Linked DNA regions of Homo sapiens: region 2 is linked to region 1. A link is an interaction called in ENCODE POLR2A ChIA-PET data of the cell type or tissue named here. Cell type or tissue: B cell. All regions are shown on one strand. Links, peaks and the distances in the headings refer to the core of each region. The heading gives the core; the rest is flanking DNA.

What was found. Peaks named below come from ENCODE experiments on the same cell type or tissue, not always from the same donor. Only the 100,000 strongest peaks of a DNase experiment are listed, where the experiment ranks them.
Region 2: POLR2A ChIA-PET joins it to region 1 with 10 read pairs; 5 of 35 experiments call an interaction of 5 or more read pairs at or near these places.

Annotation. Positions count from the first base shown.
Region 1 is chr17:60,549,148-60,565,660 of GRCh38, forward strand. LINC01999 (long intergenic non-protein coding RNA 1999) reads left to right here and starts at 15,399. Exons shown (of 4, transcript NR_126009.1): 1 at 15,399-15,480; 2 at 16,186-16,292. It also overlaps the pseudogene RPSAP66. RefSeq lists a silencer at 8,828-9,028. In B cell, for the core only: no CTCF peak of the experiment used is centred there; a DNase peak (open chromatin) is centred at 8,814.
Region 2 is chr17:60,455,613-60,463,612 of GRCh38, forward strand. It overlaps APPBP2 (amyloid beta precursor protein binding protein 2), which reads right to left. Exons shown (of 13, transcript NM_006380.5): 7 at 6,382-6,449; 8 at 6,198-6,303; 9 at 5,051-5,175; 10 at 684-769. Among named protein-coding and RNA genes, the nearest start is that of CHCT1, 37 kb to the left of the region's middle. In B cell, for the core only: no CTCF peak of the experiment used is centred there; no DNase peak of the experiment used is centred there.

The DNA of each region.
Region 1 (16,513 bases), core at 4,553-12,552:
AATATTGTGAAATTTTGACTTCTATTGAGAATAGAATTGTTTCTACTCTCAACAATTCCACTCATTTTTGTGGTCAAAACAGCATATAGTTGTATCTTTTTTTGGTAAATGCTAAATCTGACAGTTGTTGCCCTTTAATAAAAGAAACTCTTTCATATATTAATAATTGGTATACCCGATTTTGCTTCAGCCATCATGTTTACACTTTCAGCCATCATGGTTTATACTTTCCACTCATTGTATATTCTTGCTTTCTTTCTTTTCCTTGGAAAGAAAAGTCTTCGGCTAAATGGATTTTTTTTTCTTTTTTTAAAGAGAAAGGGTCTTGCTCTTGTCGCCCATGCTAGATTGCTATGCCACTATCAAAGCTCACTTCAAGGCCAGGCATGATGGCTCACGCCTGTAATCCCAGCACTTTGAGAGGCCAAGGCAGGCGGATCGCTTGAGCTCAGGAGTTCAAGACCAGCCTGGGCAACATGGCAAAACCCCATCTCTACAAAAAAATACCAAAAAATTTAGCCAGGTGTGGTGGCATATGCCTCTAGTCCCAGCTACTCGGGAGGCAGAGATGGGAGGAACACTTGAGCCCAGAAGGCAAAGGTTGCAGTGAACCAAGATTGTGCCTTTGCCCTCCAGCCTTGGTGACAGAGGGAGACTCTGTCTCAAGGAAAAAAAAAAAAAAAGCTCACTGCAGCCTGGAACTCCTGACCTCAAGTGATCCTCTTGCCTCAGCCTCCCAAAATGCTGGGATTAGAAGTACTGTATCCCCCCTTTTTTTTTTTTTTTTGTCAGAGTCTCGCACTGTCGCCCAGGCTGGAGTGCAGTGGCGCAATCTTGGCTCACTGCAACCTCCGCCTCCCAGGTTCAAGTGATTCTCCTTGCTTCAGCCTCCTGAGTAGCTGGGATTACAGGTGCACGCTACCATGCCCAGCCAATTTTTGTTTTTGCTTTGTTTTGTTTTTTTAAGACAGAGTCTTGCTCTGTTGCCCAGGCTGGAGAGCAGTGGCGTGATCTCTGCTCACTGCAACCTCTGCTTCCTGGATTCAAGTGATTCTCCTGCCTCAGCCTCTTGAGTAGCTGGGACTACAGGCACGTGCCACCATGCCTGGCTAATGTTTTGTATTTTTAGTAGAGACGTGGTTTCACCATGTTAGCCAGGATGGTCTTGATCTCCTGACCTCATGATCTGCCCGCCTTGGCCTCTCAAAGTGCTGGGATTACAGGCATGAGCCACTGCGCCCGGCCTAATTTTTGTATTTTTAGTAGAGAAAGTGTTTCATCATGTTGGCCAGGGTGGTCTCGAACTTCTGACCTCAGGTGATCTGCCTGCCTTGGCCTCCCAAAGTATTGGGATTACAGACATGAGCCACCACACCTGGCCAGAAGTACTGTATCCTGTTTCCACTTTCATGGTGGTGAATTTTACCTTTTAGAAAACAATAGTTATTTTTATTTTCTGATTATAAAAGTAATACATACTCATGAACAGAAATTTGGAATAAATAGCAAACTAGAAGGAAAGTGCCATGCAGAGATAATCACTATTAATATCTTTAATTTTTCGTATTATTAAATTTTTTCGACCGCAGCCGCCGCCGCCCGACCGCCGGGAGGATGGAGTTCAGCGGGCAGCGGAGCTGTCTCAGTCTTTGCCGCCGCGCCGGCGAGCGCCGCCCGGGAGGCAGCGGCTGGAGGAGCGGACGGGCCCCGCGGGGCCCGAGGGCAAGGAGCAGCCGCCTGCCTTGGCCTCCCAAAGTGCCGAGATTGCAGCCTCTGCCCGGCCGCCACCCCGTCTGGGAAGTGAGGAGTGTCTCTGCCTGGCCACCCATCGTCTGGGATGTGAGGAGCCCCTCTGCCTGGCTGCCCAGTCTGGAAAGTGAGGAGCGTCTCCGCCCGGCCGCCATCCCATCTAGGAAGTGAGGAGCGCCTCTTCCCAGCCGCCATCACATCTAGGAAGTGAGGAGCGTCTCTGCCCGCCCGCCCATCGTCTGAGATGTGGGGAGCGCCTCTGCCCCGCCGCCCCATCTGGGATGTGAGGAGTGCCTCTGCCCTGCCGAGACCCCGTCTGGGAGGTGAGGAGCGTCTCTGCCCGGCCGCCCCGTCTGAGAAGTGAGGAGACCCTCTGCCTGGCAACCACCCCGTCTGAGAAGTGAGGAGCCCCTCCGCCCGGCAGCTGCCCCGTCTGAGAAGTGAGGAGCCTCTCCGCCCGGCAGCCACCCCATCTGGGAAGTGAGGAGCGTCTCCGCCCGGCAGCCACCCCGTCCGGGAGGGAGGTGGGGGGGGTCAGCCCCCCACCCGGCCAGCCGCCCCATCCGGGAGGGAGGTGGGGGGGTCAGCCCCCCGCCTGGCCAGCCGTGCCGTCCGGGAGGGAGGTGGGGGGGTCAGCCCCCCGCCTGGCCAGCCGTGCCGTCCGGAAGGGAGGTGGGGGGGTCAGCCCCCTGCCCGGCCAGCCGCCCCGTCCGGGAGGTGAGGGGCGCCTCTGCCCGGCCGCCCCTACTGGGAAGTGAGGAGCCCCTCAGCCCGGCCAGCCACCCCGTCCTGGAGGGAGATGGGGGGGTCAGCCCCCCCACCCGGCCAGCCGCCCCGTCCGGGAGGGAGGTGGGGGGGTCAGCCCCCCGCCTGGCCAGCCACCCTGTCCGGGAGGGAGGTGGGGGGGTCAGCCCTCCGCCCGGCCAGCCGCCCCGTCTGGGAGGTGAGGGGCGCCTCTGCCCAGCCGCCCCTACTGGGAAGTGAGGAGCCCCTCTGCCCGGCCAGCTGCCCCGTCCGGGAGGGAGGTTGGGGGGTCAGCCCCCCGCCCGGCCAGCCGCCCTGTCCGGGAGGGAGGTGGGGGGGTCAGCCCTCCGCCCGGCCAGCCGCCCCGTCTGGGAGGTGAGGGGCGCCTCTGCCCAGCCGCCCCTACTGGGAAGTGAGGAGCCCCTCTGCCCGGCCAGCCGCCCCGTCCTGGAGGGAGGTGGGGGTGTCGGCCCCCCGCCCGGCCAGCCGCCCCGTCCGGGAGGGAGGTGGGGGTGTCGGCCCCCCGCCCGGCCAGCCGCCCCGTCCGGGAGGGAGGTGGGGGTGTTGGCCCCCCGCCCGGCCAGCCGCCCCGTCCGGGAGGGAGGTGGGGGGGGTCAGCCCCCCTGCCCGGCCAGCCGCCCCGTCTGGGAGGTGAGGGGCGCCTCTGCCCGGCCGCCCCTACTGGGAAGTGAGGAGCCCCTCTGCCCGGCCACCACCCCGTCTGGGAGGTGTGCCCAACGGCTCATTGAGAACGGGCCATGATGACAATGGTGGCTTTGTGGAATAGAAAGGCGGGAAAGGTGGGGAAAGGATTGAGAAATTGGATGGTTGCCGTGTCTGTGTAGAAGGAGGTAGACATGGGAGACTTTTCATTTTGTTCTGCACTAAGAAAAATTCCTCTGCCTTGGGATCCTGTTGATCTGTGACCTTGCCCCCAACCCTGTGCTCTCTGAAACATGTGCTGTGTCCACTCAGGGTTAAATGGATTAAGGGCGGTGCAAGATGTGCTTTGTTAAACAGATGCTTGAAGGCAGCATGCTCGTTAAGAGTCATCACCAATCCCTAATCTCAAGTAATCAGGGACACAAACACTGCGGAAGGCCGCAGGGTCCTCTGCCTAGGAAAACCAGAGACCTTTGTTCACTTGTTTATCTGCTGACCTTCCCTCCACTATTGTCCCATGACCCTGCCAAATCCCCCTCTGTGAGAAACACCCAAAAATTATCAATAAAAAAACAAATTAAAAAAAAAATTTTTTTTTCATGAAGTAATGTGCAATTGCTGTAAAGATTTCCAATAACATTGAGGCATTATAGTGGACATCTTTTATTTTTGCTCATCTAGTATCTATTCTTTCTTCTGGTAACACCACCTGATTTCCCTTTGGGGAGCTATCTCTCTTCCAATTTCCATTCATGTGTTTCAGATGGGACTGAGCCCACCTCTCAGCTCCAGAGACTGGCCAAGAGCCAGGCATGGCCAGGGTGATGATGAACCTGGCAAGGCTAATGGGAATCAATTCTGGAACTTTAGTTAAAACTACTGGGAAAGAGAGGTTCCCTTTCTCTACTGTGACTCACACCTGACAAATAGAATATGGTGGAAGTGATGCTGTGTTACTTCCAAGGACATAGCTTCCACTCAGTACCCTCTTTCTTGAATCACTCACTCTGGGGGAAGGCAGCCACCATATTGTGAGGCCACCCAAGCAGCCTTGAGGAGAGGACCTTGTGAAGAACAACTAGGGCATCAGCCATGTGAGTGAACCACTTTGGGGTTTTTCATTTGTTTGTTTGTTTGTTTTGAAACAGGGTCTCACTCTGTCACTCAAGCTGGAGTGCAGTGGCATGATCTCCACTCACTGCAACCTCCACCTCCCAGGCTCAGGTGATCCTCTCACCTCAGCCTTCTGAGTAGCCAGGACAGGTGCACACCACCACATCTGGCTAGTTTTTGCATTTTTTGTAGAAACAGGGTTTTGCCATGTTGCCCAGGCTGGTCTCAAACTCCTGGGCTCAAGCAATCCACCTGCCTCAGCCTCCCAAAGTGCTGAGATTACAGGCATGAGCCACTGTGCCTGGCTGGAGTTAGCCACTTTGACAGTGGATACTCCAGCCTCAGTCAAGCCTTCAGATGACATCTTTATTGCATCCTCATGAGTGATCCTGAGCCAGAACTGCTCAGCTAATCTGTTCCTGACCACAGAAACTTTGAGAGATAATAAATGTTTGTTGTTGTTTTAAGCCACTAAGTTTTTTGTTTGTTTGTTTGTTTGTTTTTGAGATAGAGTCTCACCCTATCGCCCAGGCTGGAGTGCAGTGGCACGATCTCAACTCACTAAAACTTCCACCTCCCGGACTTAAGCAATCCTCCCAACTCAGCCTCCCAAGTAGCTAGGACTACAGGAGTGCGCCACCATGCCGAGCTAATTTTTGTATTTTTAGTAGAGACAGAGTTTCACCATGTTGGTCAGGCTGATCTTGAACTCCTGACTTCAGGTGATCTGCCTGCCTTGGCCTCTCAAAATGCTGACATTACGGGCATGAGCCACCATGCTCAGCCATAAGCCACTAAGTGTTTAGATAATTTGTTATGTGGCAAGAGATAACTAATACAAGATTAGTTTAGGAATCCAAACCTAAGCCTATCAGCATGTGGCATTCCCCTGTGAACTTTGCTGGTTCAAGAATAGGTATGTTATGAAATTGTCCTAATTAGACCCAGGGACAGACTTATAAACAGCTGGGTGAATAGCTCTCTTCTACTACCCATAAACATGAAAACCTATGTTCAAAGTGTGGCTGGCAGCCATCATTATAAATAAAGCCCTCATTAGTGCACTTGATGAGTCTTAAGAAAGAAAGTGGCTGGGTGTGGTGGCTAATTCCTGTAATCTCAGCACTTGGGAAGGCCATGGCAGGCAGATGGCTTGAGGCCAGGAGTTTGAAATCAGCCTGTGAAACATGGGGAAACCTTGTCTCCACAAAAAATACAAAAATGAGCTGGGCATAGTGCCACATGCCTGTGGTAGCAGCTACTCAGGAGGCTGAGGTAAGAGGATCGCTTGAGCCTGGGAGGTCAAGGCTGCAGCAAGCCGTGATTGCACCACTGCACTCCAGCCTGGGCAACAGAGCAAGACCCTGTCTCCAAAAAAATAAAAGCCAACTTTAGGGTGAATATAATATTGTAGATAGCAAATCAGATGGACCTAATAAATTGCGTCCTTGGTGAAATTATTGAGCTACTGAAATAAATAACCATAAACCCCTCCTTAACTTTAACCTTCTAGTTATATGAGCCAATACAGTTCCTTATCATCTTAGCCACAATAGCCTTCTTTATGTTAGCATTTGCTTTAATAGAAACACTTCCCAGTATTATCAAACTCTTTTAGTAATGTTGTTTTAGGTATATCTTATGTAAATTGTAAATGGCTGGGATTTTTTTCTTTTCTCAACATGACTTTGACTTTGGGAGAATTTACTACATGATCATAGCTCACTGAAGCCTCTGACTCCTAAGCTCAAAGGATCCTTCCCACCTTGGCTTCCTGAGTAGCTGGGACTACAGGTGTGCACCACCACACATGGCTGATCCAACGTTTTGAAATCTGGATCTTTTACATAGAAATTAAGTTGTGTATCCACACTTTAAAAATTAGAGGATCTATAATGTGAGGCCCCTTAATCTCACATCACTGAGTGGTGGCTGGCCCCTTTAGATGGGGTATGTACCCGCTGGTTCACCACAGTGCCCCCCATTCTATGTTATTTTTCCAAAGTGGAGAGAATTTTAGTTTATATTTATGGTCTCTCCTTGCACTATTTTTTTCTTATGGTAGAATATCTGTTTCCATGACTCTATTACTTTTATTGAAGACCAAGAGAGCCATATTTCAAGAAATAAAAGTAAAAATATCCATTTCCACATTACCCTTCTGGCCCCTGTGGTCATTTGGGTTTGCATTTTCTGTTTTAATTCTTTTTCTCTTTTACAATTGGTTACCTATAAATTGTTAACAATTATGTTATGGGTCACTGGTTTCTTTCTTTTTTTTTTTTTTTTTTACTTTTTTTCTTTTTCTTTTTCTTTTTTTTTTCTTTTTTTGAGACAGGATGAGGCTCTGTCACTCAGGCTGGAGTACAGTGGGGTGATCACAGCTCACTGCAACCTCCACCTCCTGGGCACAGGTGATCCTTCTACCTCAGCCTCCCTAGTAGCTGGAACTTCAGGCACATGTCACCACACCCAGCTAATGTTTGTATTTTTTGTAGTGACAGAGTTTCGCCATGTTGCCCAGGCTGGTCTCAAACTCCTGGGCTCAAGTGATCCTCCTGCCTCCGCCTTCCAAAGTGCTGGGATTATAGGCGTGAGCCACCACGCTCTGCCCAATATTTTTAATGACCATCAGGAAACAGTAGCTATAATTTTGCTCCCCTATAATTTTACTTGCTACAGAAAATCTTTAGCAAGATTTTCTTTCTCCTCTGCCTTATAACTCACTTCCACTTTTGTTGTGATTTAGTTCAACATTGTTATTCATCTTTCTTATTAAGTCTCTTCTAAGAATCTTTTCTGACAAATTGCACTAAACATCAAAACCACTATCAACAACTATTTAATCTATACAGCTGTAAACATTGTCAGTTTCTTTACTCATCACTGTTTCTTTTTCTTTTCTTTTTTTTTTTTTTTTTTTGAGACAGAGTCTTGCTCTTGTCACCCAGGCTGGAGTGCAATGGTGTGGTCTTGGCTCACTGCAACCTCCACCTCCCGGGTTCAAGCAATTCTCCTGCCTCAGCCTCCTGAGTAGCTGGGATTACAGGCACTCGCCACCATGCCCGGCTAATTTTTGTATTTTTAGTAAAGACAGTGTTGTGCCATGTTGGCCAGGCTGGTCTCAAACTCCTGACCTCATGATCTTCCCCACTCAGCCTCCCAAAGTGCTGGAATTACAGGCGAGAGCCACCGCCCGCGGCCTCTTTTTTTTTTTTTTTTTTTTTTTGAGACAGAATCTCGCTCTGTCACCAGGCTGGAGTGCAGTGGCGGGATCTTGGCTCACTGCAACCTCCTCCTCCCGGGTTCAAGCAATTCTCCTGCCTCAGCCTCCTGAGTAGCTGGAATTACAGGCACATTTCACCACACCCAGCTAATTTTTGTATTTTTAGTAGAGACGAGGTTCACCATGTTGGCCAGGATGGTCTCTATATTCTGACCTCGTGATCTGCCGGCCTTGGCCTCCCAAAGTGCTGGGATTACAGGCGTGAGCCACTGCGCCCCGCCTACTCATCACTGTTTCTTATATATCACCCCTGCCCTTTTTTGAGCTTTTTATTGTAATTCATCTGTCATTTTGCTACAGTTCTTCTTTCTTAAGGGAAAAAAAATATCTGTTGATAGATGGTTTGCACTCCCTCAAAACTTGTCAGTTACTGGGCTATTCAATTTCGCTTGAGCTAGGCCTCCCACCCCAAGGCTGCAGCATTCTGCTGGCCAGTTTCACCCTGAGTATGATGAGTGGCCATGGAACTGGCTGACAAGCTAAGACCCTGCCGGAGCAAGAAAGCAAGGGAAGTGGTGGAGGCTTAAGGGACTTCGCTGATGTGATTTGACTGTTGTGCTGAGTCTTTCTCTTTTTGTCCCCAATTCTCTCTCTTCTTGTTTGTTGTAGTTGCCTAAAATTAGTTGGATCTCAGCTAGCCAATCTCTCTGGCTGCCTAGGTAAATTGCCATTTCAAAGAGAGTCAAGCATACTAGTGTAAAATTGTGATCCTTTTCCCCTAAAACAGGAAACACTGCTCCACTGTCTTTTTGTATCTATTGCTGCATATGAGAAAACATGAAAAGTTATGAGTTTCTTTTTATCTTTGGAATATGGAAAAGTCACCAGACTCACTTGGAATTATCTTCAATTCCTCTCTTTCTCACACCCCACCACCTTCTACCTATCAGTAAATCTTGTTAGTTCTACCTTCAAGATGGAGTTCAGGCATGGTGGCTCACACCTGTAATACCTAACTTTGGGATGCCAAGGTGGGAGGATCACCTGAGCCCAGGATTTTGAGACCAGCCTGGGCAACATGGTGAGACCCCCATCTTATATAGCTGAAAGAACACTCAAGGGGCCATAGGCAGGTGAAAGATGGTTTCATTCAGCAGCTCTCTTACACTGTCTGTCTCTGTCTCAGCTACCTGTTCTGGCTCTGTGACTCCTGCCACTCCCACACACAGCTGCAAAGCCAGCTGTCTCTACAGGGTCAGAAGCTTAACACTTTCTCTCTCTGGGCAAGAGCATGCCTGTACAACATCAGCAGGGCAGTTATACCTTTTACAGACAATAGTGGCTCCAAGCCAAGTGATGAGCCTTCCCATGTTATGCCTATGTAGCTGTGATTATATAACAAGCAAAGTTATGCACCTGCACTCCAAACTTGCTGAGTCATGTGGGATGTTTACCTTGGCCCATGCCTGCCTCGCTGCATTGCAGCCATGTTCCTTACACAGGAGGATCCCTTGAGCCCGGGAGTTTGAGGTCAGCCCAGGGAACATAGCAACAGCCTGTCTCTAAAAAAAAAAAAAAAAAAAAAGTAAAATATTTTTAAAATTTAGGAAGCTGCCAGGGATGGCTCCTCCAAAATAAGGAGTAAACCAAGCAGGAGGAAAAATATGACACAAAATGAAGGGTACAACCAAAAGAGTGGTATAAAGTAAACCACTAGGATGGTTGTAAAGGGAGATACCAATGAGACAGTGGTATAGGCCTAGAGAGGAACCAATACAGATTGGAGCAGGCCAGAAGGGTCTGGAAGAGATTTCCAAAGAAAGATTCAATTAATAGATTATGATTGCTAGAAAAACACTTGTTAGATCCTGGTGTCTGGGTCCAGCCATGCTGAAGTCTGAGGGGAGTGGGTGGATGAGCAGAAAGAACACTTGATGGGCTGTAGGCAGGTGAATATGGTTTTATTTAGCAGCAGCTCTCTTACACGGTTTACTCAAACTAGCTCTTTTACATTGTCCACCCTGTCTCAACTGCTTAGTCTGGTGGCTCCCACATACACCTGTGCAGCAGGCTTTCCCTTGCCTTCAGGGTCAGCAGCTTAACTCTTTTTCTCTCTGGGCATGAGCAAGCCAAGCTGTGTCCTGGCTCCCTCCTGTCCATCTGTAAAATGGACAGCTTTGGCTCTCTCTGTCTCTCTTTCTCTGGGTGCCAGTGCATCCCCCATGTCAAGCCATGTTGAGCCGAGCCAAGCCCCCAGGTCCCCCGTACAGCATTAACAGGGCAGACAATAGTGGCTCAGAGCCAAGTATGAACTTAACACAAACAAGTTATATAACAAGTGAAGGTGTGCGCCTGCGCACCAAACTCACTGAGTTACGCAGGCCTTGGATATCCACCTCGGCCTGTTCCTTGACCAAAGCACATCCATATGTACCTTACACTCCACCCCCTAGGCCAAACGAGACATATGCCTTGGACACACAGGTTTGATCCACAGGTTTGGCATACAGGCCTGACATATAAACTTTGGGCATGCAGGCCCAATACATACACAGGCTTGACACATAAGCCTGACACACAAGCCTTGGGCACACAAGCCCGATACATACATAAGCTTCTGGGTACGCAGGCCCCTTGCATACATAAGCTATGATAAACTGCCCAGCTACTGGCGCAGATTACCTTAGGTGTCACCTCCTTGGTGATTACCATTCACACTGCCTTGAGTTTAGCTTATTAACCACTTTGCCCATACCTGCTTTCAAACCATATGATGTCAGTACTAGCCTGGACTGCACCAGCAGTCCAGGCAGCAGTAGCACCCCAGCTGGACCCACTTGTACACGATACCCTATTAGGAATGGGGGGGTGTGCTTCCTAATGGTGAAGGCTTAGGTCTAGGGGTGCCTCAGGCCTCATGGCCTCATCTTGCATTAGGACTACTACTCAGGAGGCTGAGGCAGGAGAATTGCTTGAACCCAGGTGGCGGAGGTCGCAGGGAGCTGAGATCGTGCCCTGCACTCCAGCCTGGGCGACAGAGCAAGACTCCATCTCAAAAAAAAAAAAAAAAAAGAAAAAGAAAAAAGAAAAAGTCCATTGTTGCCCTCCCATGAAGGCAAACTGTTCCTGGCTCTCTGGACAAGAAGTCCCAGTTCCGTTGTCAAGCGGTCGGCAAGTCCGTGACAGACAATACAGCTGCCAAGCCGTGCAAAACATCCACCCCCAGAATGTCTTCAGGTATGTGAGACACATACACAGTGCATAAGTGGAGAGCCAAGCAGCGGATGCCAAGATGCAAAGACACAGGTTTTACTTTCACTGACCAACTTTCATAGCTGTTCATGCGGCTCTGCCCGGAAACTTATCCGGGTTCAGAGACCAGTGGATTGCCAAATCCACATGTGGCTCTGGTTTTCCAGTGCCCCGCAAGCCGGCACCTTGGCCAGTTCTCTTATCAAGCAGAAAAGGCTTTACACTTCCGCCAACTGCAGCAGGTACTCTTTGAACTGGAATGCTCGAGTAGGACTAGGTTGCGCAGCAATGTCCTTCTCCCGAATGACTTGCACTAAGTCTGTACACAACTGGCGACATTAGTTGCTTAACTCCCTCAATTCAGCGGGGACACAGGCACCATAGGAAATGTGTTCCACCACGATGGGGGGTCTCTGGGCCTCCTCTTGGGGCCCAACAGCTGTTCATGCTCTATTTTCTGACGGACTACCGGGCAAGCCTGCAACGGAGGTTCCTCCTCCCTGCGCTGCATCCTGCAGGGATTGGGCATTCATTTCCCTCAGCATAGTCGCAAATGCCCATCTGACTCTGCTGGCAAAGGTATGTTCCTTTCAATGCTGTGCATTTCCAGGTGATTCAGCGCCTTCTCCACACTCATAGGGGATCTGTACACTGCCTCCCATGTTTCCACTGGGGCTCATCCAAGCAGCACCACTGCGACCGGGTACCACAGCTCATGCTGCGGCCACGTAGCCGTCCCGGGAGCCCTCAGGGGCTGAAGACCCACTCACCTCCTTCCATCCTCGTCGCCAGTTGTTAGATCCTGGGGTCTGGGTCCAGCCCATGCTGAAGTCTAAGGGCAGTAGGTGGATGAGCAGAAAGAACACTGGGTGGCCGGCCATAGGCAGGTGAATTTGGTTCTATTTAGCAGCAGCTGTCTTACACAGCTTACTCAAACTAGCTCTTTTAGACTGTCCACCCTGTCTTGGCTGCTTAGTCCGGCGACTCCCACACACACCTGTGTGGCCAGCTCTCCCTTGCCTTTAGGGTCAGCAGCTTAACTCTTTTTCTCTCTGGACACGAGCAAGCTGAACTGCGTCATGGCTCCCTCCTATCAGTCTGCAAGACAGACAGCTTTGGCTCTCTCTCTCTTTGGGCGTCAACACACGCTCCATGTCAAGCCATATTGAGCCGAGCCCAGAGCCCCTGTATAGCGTTAGCAGGGCAATTATACCTTTTTCAGACAATAGTGGCTCAGAGCCAAGTATGAACTTACACCAAAAGGTTATATAACAAGTGGAGATGTGCGCTTGTGCGCCAAACTCACTGAGTTATGCAGGCCTGGATATCCACCTGGGCCTATCGACCAAAGCATATCCATATACCTTACACCACTGTTTTGAATGTATCAAGAGCAGATTTATATAACTGGAGTAAGTTTGGGGTTAAATTAATAATAAATAATTTAAAAGCCAGATAAATGAACAAACAATAACCCCAGGAAAGACAAAAATGTAAAAGGGAAAGTAATCATACTATAATATTAGCATGGATAAAAATAGCATTTTTCGGCTGGGTGTGGTGGCTCATGCCTATAATCCCAACGCTTTAGGAGGCCGAGGCCAGTGGATCACCTGAGGTCAAGAGTTCGAGACTAGCCTGGCCAACATGGTGAAACCCCATCTCTAGTAAAAAAAAAAAAAATACATAAATTAGCTGTGGTGGCAGGTGCCTGTAATCCCAGATACTCAGGAGGCTGAGGCAGGAGAATCGCTTGAACCCTGGAGGTGGAGGTTGCAGTGAGCCGAGATCATGCCATTGCACTCCAGCCTGGGTGACAAGAGCAAAATTCCGTCTAAAAAAAAAAAACAGCATTTTTTACTTCTCCTTCCTGCCACTTTGTGAAGAAGTTGCTTTGCTTCTCCTTTGCCTTCCACCATGATTAAGCTAGGAGAGGATATGCCTGCACAACATGGCAGATTATCAATGGGGGACCTGAGAAACTGAAGTTCTATACACATCAGGGGCTGAGAGGATGCTCCAGGTGATGGTGAAGTAAGCTCCAGCAGGACAAGTGGAGCATGGAGTATACCTTCAATTAGAAAGCCAAAACAATGTGAACTGTTGAAAACTGCTGTCACTGATTCTCTCCAAGCTGAGGGAATACGCAAGGTCCCTGCCTCCCACGAAAAGCCGCTCTTAATATTCATCCAGCAGGATTGTATGGAAATCAAGAAATCCAAAAGGGCTGTGAAATATTGATGTTCTGTTCAGTTTCAAGACCTCTGAAATGCAAAGTGATATGTACACTAAACACACAAGAAAATGCAAATACCTTTATAACACTTTTCTCATAGTTCTATTTTCATCCCTATTGGAAGCAAGTCGTTAACATTCATTTTATCGTAAATATAATGGCAATGAATTTTAATGTGCACAAATTAAAATATTTTATAAATTTTAAAAATAGCATTTTACATTATTCAACTTATGGAACTATTTGACTCTAGATTATATGATTGTATAACCTGAAAAAACTAATTATAAAATATTTTATATCATTCAATTTAGGGTATTAGATAAAAAAATTAACTCATAGTGACTAAGCTGGTTAATTATTGCCCTTAAATGGATATTAAAAGCGAATTTTTCTCTTTGATAAAGTAACTAGCAAATGATTAAATGTTGTGAAAGTGTTTCCTGGTGTATGGATTCACTGAATTCCTTTGACCCACTTAAACAGAACATGTGACATTCATGAAATAGTAACTTAATAGCTTTAAAACAGCTGTTCTGTAGCTCCAAATTAATTTAGCTTTTCTCTCTCAACATGTCTACTTTATGAGAAAAAAGCGTGAGAAATGAGTTGTTCTTTTGCTTTCAGGCCCTGTCCTACCATGAGCTGAAGAGGCAGCAACATACGTGTTTGGAGTTTAGTAGGGACTGAGAAGCGGGGAAAAGAACTGCCTAACCAAAGGTATTGTTTCCACCTGACTTCCAAGATGTCAGAAAATTCTCCCTAGTAGATACTCTTTTATACATGGACATTAGCTATTGTTGTTAAAATGAAAACAGGTTAAACCTATTACGTTATCATCACCTATCAATAATTTAGACTATCAGCTTATCAGATTTATTAGTCTTGTAGTGAAATCCTGTTGTTAAACAGCACAGAAACAGGAGAGAAGAAAGAATTGTCTAAGTCTGCACTGTCCAACAGAAATATAATATGAGCCATATAAGTTGAAATTTTCTAGCAATTAGCAAGTAAAAAGAAACAGGTGAATTTTTTTCTTTTTTTCACTTCCTCCTCTTCCAAGGTGAAATTATTTTTAATAACATATTTTTGTTAACCCAATATATCTAAAACATTTTCAAACATAAATCAATATAAAATTATTAAAGAGATATTTTGCATTCTTTTTCTGTACTGTCTTTGAAATCCAGTGTATGTTTTACACTTACAGCACATCTTAATTTGAACTAGACACATTTGAAGTTCTTAATAGTCACATGTGGCTACCATATTGGACAAGCAGGTCTAAGTCAGTGGTTCCCAAAATGTGGTCCCTGGAGCAGCAGGATAAGCATCACCCTAAAACTTGTTAGAAATACAAATTCTCAGGCTCCACCCCAGACCTACTGAATCAGAAACTCTGATAGTTGGGCTCAGCAACCTGTGGTTTAACAAGCCTTTCAGGTGATTCTGATAACATGTTAAATGTCACAATCAGCAGTCTAAATTATGGGGAACTGGTTTTTCTTTGCTAAGTACATTTAACAGGGTTCAAAATTCAAAAAGTACAAAAACATACACAGTGAAAATCTTCCTTTCCTGCCAGGCACAAACCATCTATCTCCCTTTCCTAGAGGCAACCAAAATTTTATGTTGGTAGGCAGCTGTCATGCTGGACCCCTATTGACTTCAACAGCAATGGCACCATGTTTGAGAGGCTGAAGACGAGATGCAGAGCCAGTGAATGAGACACAGGGTTTGTTTAATTAATTTATTTACTTTTTGAGACAGGGTCTCGCTCTGTCACCCAGGCTGGAATACAGTGGTGTAATCATGACTCACTGCAGTCTCAACCACCTGGACACAAGCAATCCTCCTGCCTCAGACTCCTGAGTAGCTGGGACTACAGGCATTAGTTCTGGCTAATTAAAAAAAAAAAAATTATAGAGATGGGTCCTCACAATGTTTCCCAGGCTGAGACATAGGGTTTATTGAGGAGACTTACATACAGGGCAATCCAGTGGTGGCAGGCTGGACAGGAGAACTGCATTTGCTTACAAAAAACATACTGGCTGGGCGCGGTGGCTCACATCTGTACTCCTAGCACTTTGGGAGGCCAAGGCAGGTGGATCACTTGAGGTCAGGAGTTCGAAACCAGCTTGGCCATCATGGTGAAACCCTGTCTCTATTAAAAATTCAAAAAATTAGCTGGGCACGGTGGTGCGTGCCTGTAATCCCAGCTACTTGGGAGGCTGAAGCAGGAGAATTGCTTGAACCTGGGAGGCGGAGGTTTCAGTGAGCTGAGATCGTGCCACTGCACTCCAGCCTGGGCAACAGAGCAAGACTCCATCTCAAAAAAAAAAAAAAAAGTATACTGGTTATATAGTGTTTTCACTTAGCATTCTCACCCTAGCAACCTCCACCTGGCAACCTTGATTTAACCCAAAACAAAGGGCCTTGATCCCCTGTATGGCCTGCATTCCATGGGATGAGATGGGGATTCCTATGTTCCTCATAGGTAAGGAATGAATCTCCTGATTGGCAACTCCCAGGTTCCTTTTTTTTTTTTTTTTTTAAGAAACATGTTTATTTTCGGTCAACCTTATTTCCATGTGGCTTATGAGCCTGTAAGACAACTTGGTGGTTGTTCCTACCCATTCAAGTGGCCTGAGCAGTGGGAGCTGCAGACCAGACTTCCATGGCAGGCTGAGCTCTCCAATCTTCAGTAAGGAATTGCTGAATAGGCACAGAGGGCACCTGCCACATTCAGATCAGTCTGCACCCTCAGGCAGAGGAGCAGTGAACTCAGGAGCTGGAGCAGTCCATTTACCCTGAAATTCCTCCTTGGTCACAGCTTTTTTTCAGCAACAGCTTGCTCTTCCTTTTCATCTTTTTTTATCTTATTATATATATATATTTTTTTGAGACAGAGTCTCACTCTGTTGCCCAAGCTGCAGTGCAGTGGTGCTGTCTCAGCTCACTGCAACCTCCACCTTCTGGGTTCAAGTGATTCGCCTGCCTCAGTGTCCCAAGTAGCTGGGACTACAGGCACGTGCCACCATGCCAGCTAATTTTTGTATTTTTAGTAAAGACCGGGTTTCACCATGTTGGCCAGGCTGGTCTTGAACTCCTGACCTCAGTGATTCACCCACCTTGGTCTCCCAAAGTGATGGGATTACAGGCGTGAATCACCACACCTGGCCTTCCTTTTCAACCTCTTTAGGATCTCTATAAAAGTAGAGATCAGGCCTGAGCTCCCATGAGTGTTCACAGGAGATGGTGCCATGCATGCACAGAAGTTCCCAAACCAGCATCCACCATATCAAACCCGTAAGTAAGCTCCTTTGTTGTTGCATGGGATGGCAATGTCCCCATAGCGCAAAGGAGAATCTGTGTTGCACAGAGCGATGGTAGATAAGATTAACATAAGTTGCCTCTGTGACAGGCCGGTGGTCGTTGTTGGATTGTTGGAATCAATAACCACCAGAAGCTGTGGCTCCCAGAAGGTTTCCTGGATCTGGTTAGTGAAGGTTCCAGGAGTGAACCGACCA
Region 2 (8,000 bases), core at 1-8,000, 98 kb before region 1:
AGCTCAGGATAAGAATCCTGCACTACAAAGCTGAAGTTATGAAACCCATCTTCTATTCATGTTGTGTAGAAACATTTGTATTATGCTTCCATGCAATCCTCAAAAAAATTAATGCATGCATGAGTGAATGACAAAAGGGAGAGAGAAAAGAAAGAAATTCTGGCTTACTGATTTTTTTTTCTTGAGACAGAGTCTCGTTCTGTTGCCTAGGCTGGAGTGCAGTGGCACGATCTTGGCTCACTGCAACCTCTGCCTCCTGGGTTCAAACGATTCTCCTGCCTCAGCCTCCCAAGTAGCTGGGATTACAGGTGCACGCCACCACATCCGGCTAATTTTTGTATTTTTAGTAAAGATGGGGTTTCACCATGTTGGCCAGGCTGGTCTCAAACTTCTGACCTCAGGTGATCTGCCTGCCTCGGCCTCCCAAAGTGCTGGGATTACAGGCATAAGCCACCCCATCCGGCCTATTAACAATGTTTTATGAGAGATGCAAACAGTCTTTCATTATGAGCCACTGGAACCCCTTAAGTAGAGTTGTGGTAAAATGGCTATCTAGTAATACATAGACACCGTCAAATCCTGTGAGAAAATCCTCCAATCCTCTGAGAAAATAAACAAATACCCCTATTTTATACCATATATCATCTATTTTAAAATATCTGAGACTAGATTACAAAGGATACCTTTCACCCTCTTTGAAGAAGCCAAAAGAAGATGATCTTCAGGTAGGATGTGGGTAATGATACCAATAGCTCTTTCTGCATGAAATCTGTAATACAGATAGATACAGTCTGGCATTTCTTTTTAGTTACAAATGATTTAGGAATTTTAAAAATCACAATCTGTAATATAATATTGATAGAAAGTACTTCTAAAACTATCTGTGGTAAAGATCCAGCTTTTTGTTTTAAATTTCCAATCTGTTGTAGACTGAACTTTTAATACCCAACAGAGACTCCCATTTCCCTCAGAATGAGAGGAAATCTTTACTACAGACTACAAGATTCTACATGATCTTTCAGCCTGCTACTTCCCTGACCTCATCTCCTGCCATTCTCACACCAACCCTCTCCGCCTTCCCCTCCAGCCACACAGGCCTAGCAGTTTCCTGAACATGCAGAGCATGTTCTCACCCTGGCTTTACCCTTTCTATAATGCTCTTCCCCTGAACATTCTCACGACTCGCTCCTCAGGTCTTTCCAGAACAGACCACATAAAAGGCCCTAAAAAAATTTACCACTGGCCGGGTGCAGTGGCTCATGCCTGTAATCCCAGCACTTTGGGAGGCTGAGGTGGGTGGATCACCTGAGGTCAGGAGTTCGAGACAAGCCTGGCCAACATGGTGAAACTCCATCTCTACTAAAAAAATACGAAAATTAGCCAGGTGTGGTGGTGAACGCCTGTAATCCCAGCTACTCAGCAGGCTGAGGCAGAATCGCTTGAACCTGGGAGGTGGAGGTTGCAGCGAGCCAAGATTGCACCATTGTACTCCAGCATGAGTGACAAAGACTGTCTCAAAAAAAAAAAAAAAAATTACCATCACTCTCTCAACTCAGCCTACTTTACTCTTCTTCACAACATGTATTCTTGCCTGACAAGTTTGGTTATTTGTTTATGGCCCATATCACCAAATAGAAGGTAAGCTATTTCTGTTTTATTGTCAGTTTCTTTCAAACAATGCCAAGCCTCCCTCTCCCCCACCCTCCAGGTAACCACTAGTTTTCTCAAATCTGTCTTCCAATTTACTAATTCTCTCTTTTGTTGTAACTAAACTTCTGTTTAACTTGTCTGCTGAGGTTTTTTTTGTTTTGTTTTTGTTTGTTTGTTTTTTTTACACAGGATCCTGCTCTGTCATCCAGGCTGGAGTACAGTGATGCAATCATGGCTCACCGCAGCCTCAAACTCCTGGGCTCGGGTGATCCTCCCACCTCAGCCTCCCGGATAGGTGGGTTACAGGTGTACACTGCCATGCCCAACTAATTTTTTTGCATTTTCTTTGAAGAGACAGGGATTTGCTATGTTGTCCAGGCTGGTCTCAAACTCCTGGGCTCAAGTGATCCACCCACCCTGGCCTCCTAAAGTGCTGGGAGTACAGGCGTGGGCCACCACGCCTGGCCCATCTGCTGAGTTTTAATGTCAATGACTATTTCCATTTCTAGCCATTTGTTTTATTTTTATAACAGCTCAAGATATAATTAGTATACCACACAATTCACCCATTTAATGTGTACAATTCAATGATTTTTAGTGTATTCACAGAGTAGTATGCCAATCACCAAAATCAATTTTACAACATTTTCATTACCCCATAAAGAAACCTATGCCCATTAGCAGTCAGTCTCCATTTCCCTCCAACTCCCCAGCCTAGATAACATCAATTTATGTTCTCTCTACGGATTTGCCTATTCTGGACATATTACATAAATGAAATCATACAATATGTGATCCTTTGTGACTGGCTTCTTTCACTGGGCACAGTGTTTTCAAGGTTCATCCATGCTGTAGCATGTAACAGTTACTTTAAAATCTGCCCTTTTCCAGCCAGGCATGGTGGCTCACATCTGCAGCCTCAGCACTTTAGGAGGCCAAGGGGGGCAGATCACTTGAGGTCAGGAGATCGAGACCAGTCTGGCCAACATGGTGAAACCCTGTCTCTACTAAAAATACAAAAATTAGCCAGGTGTGGTGGCGTGTGCCTGTAATTCCAGCTACTCAGGTGGCTGAGACAGGAGAATCGCTTGAACCTGGGAGGTGGAGAGTGCAGTCAGCCGAGATCACGCCACTGCACTCCAGCCTGGGCGACAGAGTGACAGACTCTGTCTCAAAAAAAAAACAAAACAAAAACAAAAAAACTTCCTGTTTTCTTTATGGGAATATTCTTCATTCTTTCTTTTATATTAGAGTTAACAAAGTTTTTCTGTAGAGGGCCAGATAGTAAATATTTTAGGTTGTGTTGTCCACACATTCTCTGCTGCAACTACTGAACTCTGGCTGCTGTAGTGTGAAAGAAGCTATAGAAAACACATGAATGAATGAGCATGGCTATGTTCCAGTAAAACATAAAACTTTACTTATAGGCCTAGTTCGTCAACCTATTTTGTATCTTTAATCATATAAAGAACACATACTTTACAGCATCAACCAAAAAGAAGTTCTGGTTTTTTTTTTTGTTTTTTTTTTTGAGACGGAGTCTCGTTCTGTCGCCACGCTGGAGTGCAGTGGTGATCTTGGCTCACTGCAACCTCCGACTCCCGGGTTCAAGCGATTCTCCTGCCTCAGCCTCCCGAGTAGCTGGGATTACAGGCGCATGCCACCATGCCTGGCTAATTTTTGTATTTTTAGTAGAGACGGGGTTTCACTGTGTTGGCCAGGATGGTCTCCATCTCCTGACCTCGTGATCTGCCCGCTTCGGCCTCCCAAAGTGCTGGGATTACAGGTATCAGCCACTGCGCCCAGCCAAAAAAAAGTTCTGTTAACTAAAGTTTTCAGGATTCTAATCCTGTTCATTATGTCTGCTGACTCAGAGGAAATATTTCCTTATGTTTTGTAATTTTTAATGGTGAGTTCATTTTAGGTAAAGCTTCGTCTATGAAATGTCTGTATAGTTTGGGTTGACAGATAATTATTTCCAAGTCTTGCATTTTCTCTCACAAGGCATCCCAGGAGAACCAGCACCCCCAAAGTGCTTTTTAATATTTTTCTGTTTGCAGATCCTGATGCATTATCCCTAAACTCAAGAGCGGTATAGGTAAATAATTATGTTTTGTGAGGCTTCTTTTTGGGTTCAACTGTGACACCAAGCTCAGATGGCCAACTTTCCCTGTCATCTATTAATTAGATAGATGTCCACCTGTCCTTTCCCTGGGGTTGTAGTCCCTTTTTTTTTTTTTTTTTTTTGGAGACAGAGTCTCACTCTGTTGCCTAGGCTGGAGAGCAGTGGCGTGATCTCGGCTCACTGCAACCTCCACCTCTTGGGTTCAAGCAATTGTCTGCCTCAGCCTCCCGAATAGCTGGGATTACAAGTGCCCACCACCATGCCCGGCTAATTTTTGTATTTTTAGTAGAGATGGCATTTCATCGTCTTGGCCAGGCTTGTCTTGAACTCCTGACCTCAGGTGATCCACCTGCCTTGGCCCGCCAAAGTGCTGAGATTACAGGCGTGAGCCACCACGCCCGGCCGGGTTGCAGTCTTGACTTTGCTTCATGTGAGGGTTTCAGTTCTAACTCCCAGCCTCCTATAGGCTGTTTCTTAAACCAAGGTTACAGAAATCTGTAAACTTTCCCATCACCCCAGAGCAGTTATACCACAGGCCATACTTAATCCTTTAAATTTTAGTGTCCATTATTGGCCCTTGGGGGATTTCCCCCTCACTCTTGCAAGCTCAGTTATATATTTAAAAAGACAATTGTTATTCAGTATTTCTATGTGTTATCACCAAGAAGTTTTTAGGTTATTAAGTTTGCTACTGTATTACTCAAAAATTATTGAAGGAAATACTCAAAACATAAGTTATATTCTGCATGAAAATATACAAGTCTCAATAGTAAATCACATAAAGGCTAAATGAATAACCTATAAATTAGTATGACTTTATTTATTTTTGGAAACAGGGTCTCACTCTGTTGCCCAGGCTGGAATGCAGTGGTGTGAATATGCTTCGCTGCATCCTTGACCTCTTGGGCTCAAGCGATTCTCCTGCCTCAGCCTCCAGAGAAGCTGGGACCACAGGCATGCACCAAAACGTCCATCTAGTTTTAAAAATTTTTTGAGTAGACAGGGTCTCAAACTCTTGGGCTCAAGCAATCTTTCCACCTCAGCCTCCCAAAGTGCTGGGATTACAGGCGGGAGCCTCTGCACCTGAAAACTGGTATGATTTTAAATGACTTCAAGAACATTTTAGGCATTCTGATAAAGCTCCAGGAAGACAAGTTCAATCCATAAAGTATATCAAGTACTATTATTAATGTAATAATAGTTCCCTAATGGGAAAAAACAAAATAAAACAAAAACAGTATTTCCTCCTTCAGAGAAAAGGAATGTGGAACTTACAGTGCATTGTCAAATTTCCCAGAGCTATACTGGTGGACATAAGAAGAGTAGGCCAAATCTTCATGAGCTGTTGCTACGTGGATATTTTTGCCACCAAACACTGACTGTCTAATGTCAAGGGCTGCCTGAAAGAATCATAAAAATATTTGTCAATACTGTAGAAAATACCACCTAGTTAAATTAAACATCCTAGTAATTTAAATATATATCTATATGCCTAACACCATAAAATTTTGAAGCCCAGAAAGTCCTGCTGTATTTAAATTACAGAACATGAAAGTCACCTAGAAGTCCTGAATTTCTGAAGATACGAGTTTGACTTAAAAGGCCACGGCTTAATAATAATAATAATAATAATCATTCCTATGTCTTGAGAATCAAGACATTGGGAATGTTTTGCTCTGTTTCCTTCTTCAAAAGTGAACCTTAGGCCAGGCGCGGTGGCTCACACCTGTAATCCTAGTACTTCTGGGAGGCAAAGGTGGGTGGATCACCTGAGGTCAGTAGTTCAAGACTAGCCTGGGCAACATGCTGAAACCGCCTCTCTACTAAAAATACAAAAATTAGCCGGGCATTGTGGCACGGGCCTGTAATCCCAGATACTCAGGAGGCCGAGGCACGAGAATTGCTTGAACTTGGGAGGCAGAGGTTGCAGTGAGCTGAGATTGCGCCATTGCACTCCAGCCTGGGCGACAGATCAAAACTGTGTCTCAAAAAAAAAAAGTGAACCTTGAAGTCAAGTATGCCTTGTCTACAGCAATGGCATAATACATCATTTACCTGAGAATGAGTAAGAAAGACCTAAAATAATTATCAGCCATCTTTGTTACTACAAAGGCAGTTTTAGTGACATTTGCTAAATCAACAACAAAGACAAGCCATTACATGGGTAAATAAAAAATGGAAAACTACTCCCACATATGAGCTCACAACCCAATAATTCCTTTCCTGAATGATTTTCTTTAATTCCCAAAGCATTAACTTTTACACCTTCTAGGTAATACTTAATAAAATAATGATGCAACCTATATTGGTGGGCGGGGTAGTTGTCAAAAAGTCATTTTTAGAGTGGTTTATACACCACAAACAAATACAGGTCAGCAAGTCAATACAGGTTGAAAGAAAAAAAGGGTAACCATTAACATACCTGATAAATTGCAACAGACTGACAGATATTATCTACATTGAGTAAGTAGAACCCATAATCTAGCAGTGTATCAGAATATTTTGGGTGTTTGGATCCAAAATGATCCCTATAAAAAGACACAAAATTATTAGGATATAAAGTATAGAGACAATTTAAAAGGATATTTTTAATAATAATCACCTACCGTGCCAAATACACTGCATGTTTAATTAACTGTTCTGCCTTCTTAAATTCACGTTTTACTACACAAGCCTAAAGATAAAGTGAAAAATGGTTAACTCTCAAACAGTTCATTAGTGTGCTAAAATACGTGTAGTTTATATATTCTGGCTATAAGAGTTAATAAGAAAAAAAACCCTCCAAACATAAATACAAAGGTTCTATTTGTAATTTCTTTCCTTCCAAGTACTTAAAAATTCTATTATAAACAGATCTGTATATAAGCTGGGAAAATTATAAAGTTTAAAATTTTGACAGTCAGTCCTAGTACAAATCTGTCAAAACAAAGTTACCTTACAAAGCTGGTATACCCCCATTTTCCGCTATTATTAAAATAAAACAATGGGGGCAGAATTTACCACAGCATTTTCTAAGGTCCTTATATCCCAGTCCTGGAGTGGCTGACAACAATCTTTTGTTATTTTCATTTAATAATTTTTAAATGCATAGAATTTCAAGTTTTCCTATTAATTCTTTTCTTAAGAGACAAGGTTTTATGTTGCCCAGGCTGGACTTGAACTCCTGGCTACAGGGATGTGCCACTGTGCACAGCTCTCAGTTGTTATTTTGATCCATGATTATAGCTAGGCATTTTCTAAAAACTCTAAATATAATTTGCATATAGAAATATAAATCTTGTGGCCGGGCACAGTGGCTCATGCCTGTAATCCCAGCACTTTGGGAGGCCGAGGCGGGCAGATCACAAGGTCAGGAGATCGAGACCATCCTGGCTAACACGGTGAAACCCCGTCTCTACTAAAAATACAAAAAATTAGTCGGGTGAGGTGGCGGGCACCTGTAGTCCCAGCTATTCAGGAGGCTGAGGCAGGAGAATGATGTGAACCCTGGGGGGCGGAGCCTGCAGTGACCCGAGATCGCGCCACTGCACTCCAGCCTGGGCGACAGCAAGACTCCATCTCAAAAAAAAAAAAAAAGAAAAAAAAACCCAGAAATATAAATCTTGCATAAATATTATGTTGTCTTTATATTAATATTCAATTATTTCAATTAATTAAAAACGTAAGAATATCCCTGTTCTAGCTCTGATAACTTAAATATTTATGCTGTTTACTTACTCTAAAATGACTGATTTAATAAATTTCAGAGAAATATTAGACTCTCTCAGATCTATAATTTTGGAATCTATTTTCTAGTTGAATTTCCATAAGTAAAATCAACCAAAATGAAATATTCAAATCTGAGAAACTTCAGGGTAGAAGAGTGTATCTGAAAAGTACATTAATGCTTTAAGTCCTCACTGCACCAAAGGAGTAGTTTTAAAATACTACTAAATGTCCTCAAAGAGTTAACGCAGGCCAACCGTGGTGGACCTGTAATCCTAGAACTTTTGGAGGCTTGCCTAGAACTTTTGGAGGCTCAGGTGGGAGGATCGCTTGAGTCCAGGTGTTTGAGACCGGCCAGGGCAACATAGTGAGACCCTGTCTCTATTTAAAATAAAATAAAAATGTAAAAGATTTAATGCATTTATTTACAGAATAAGAAAACACTAGAGAAAAATCAAGTAAGGACTGCCTAGCAGGTCAAGTATAGCAAGCTGCCTTGCTGTGAGACTGCAATACTATG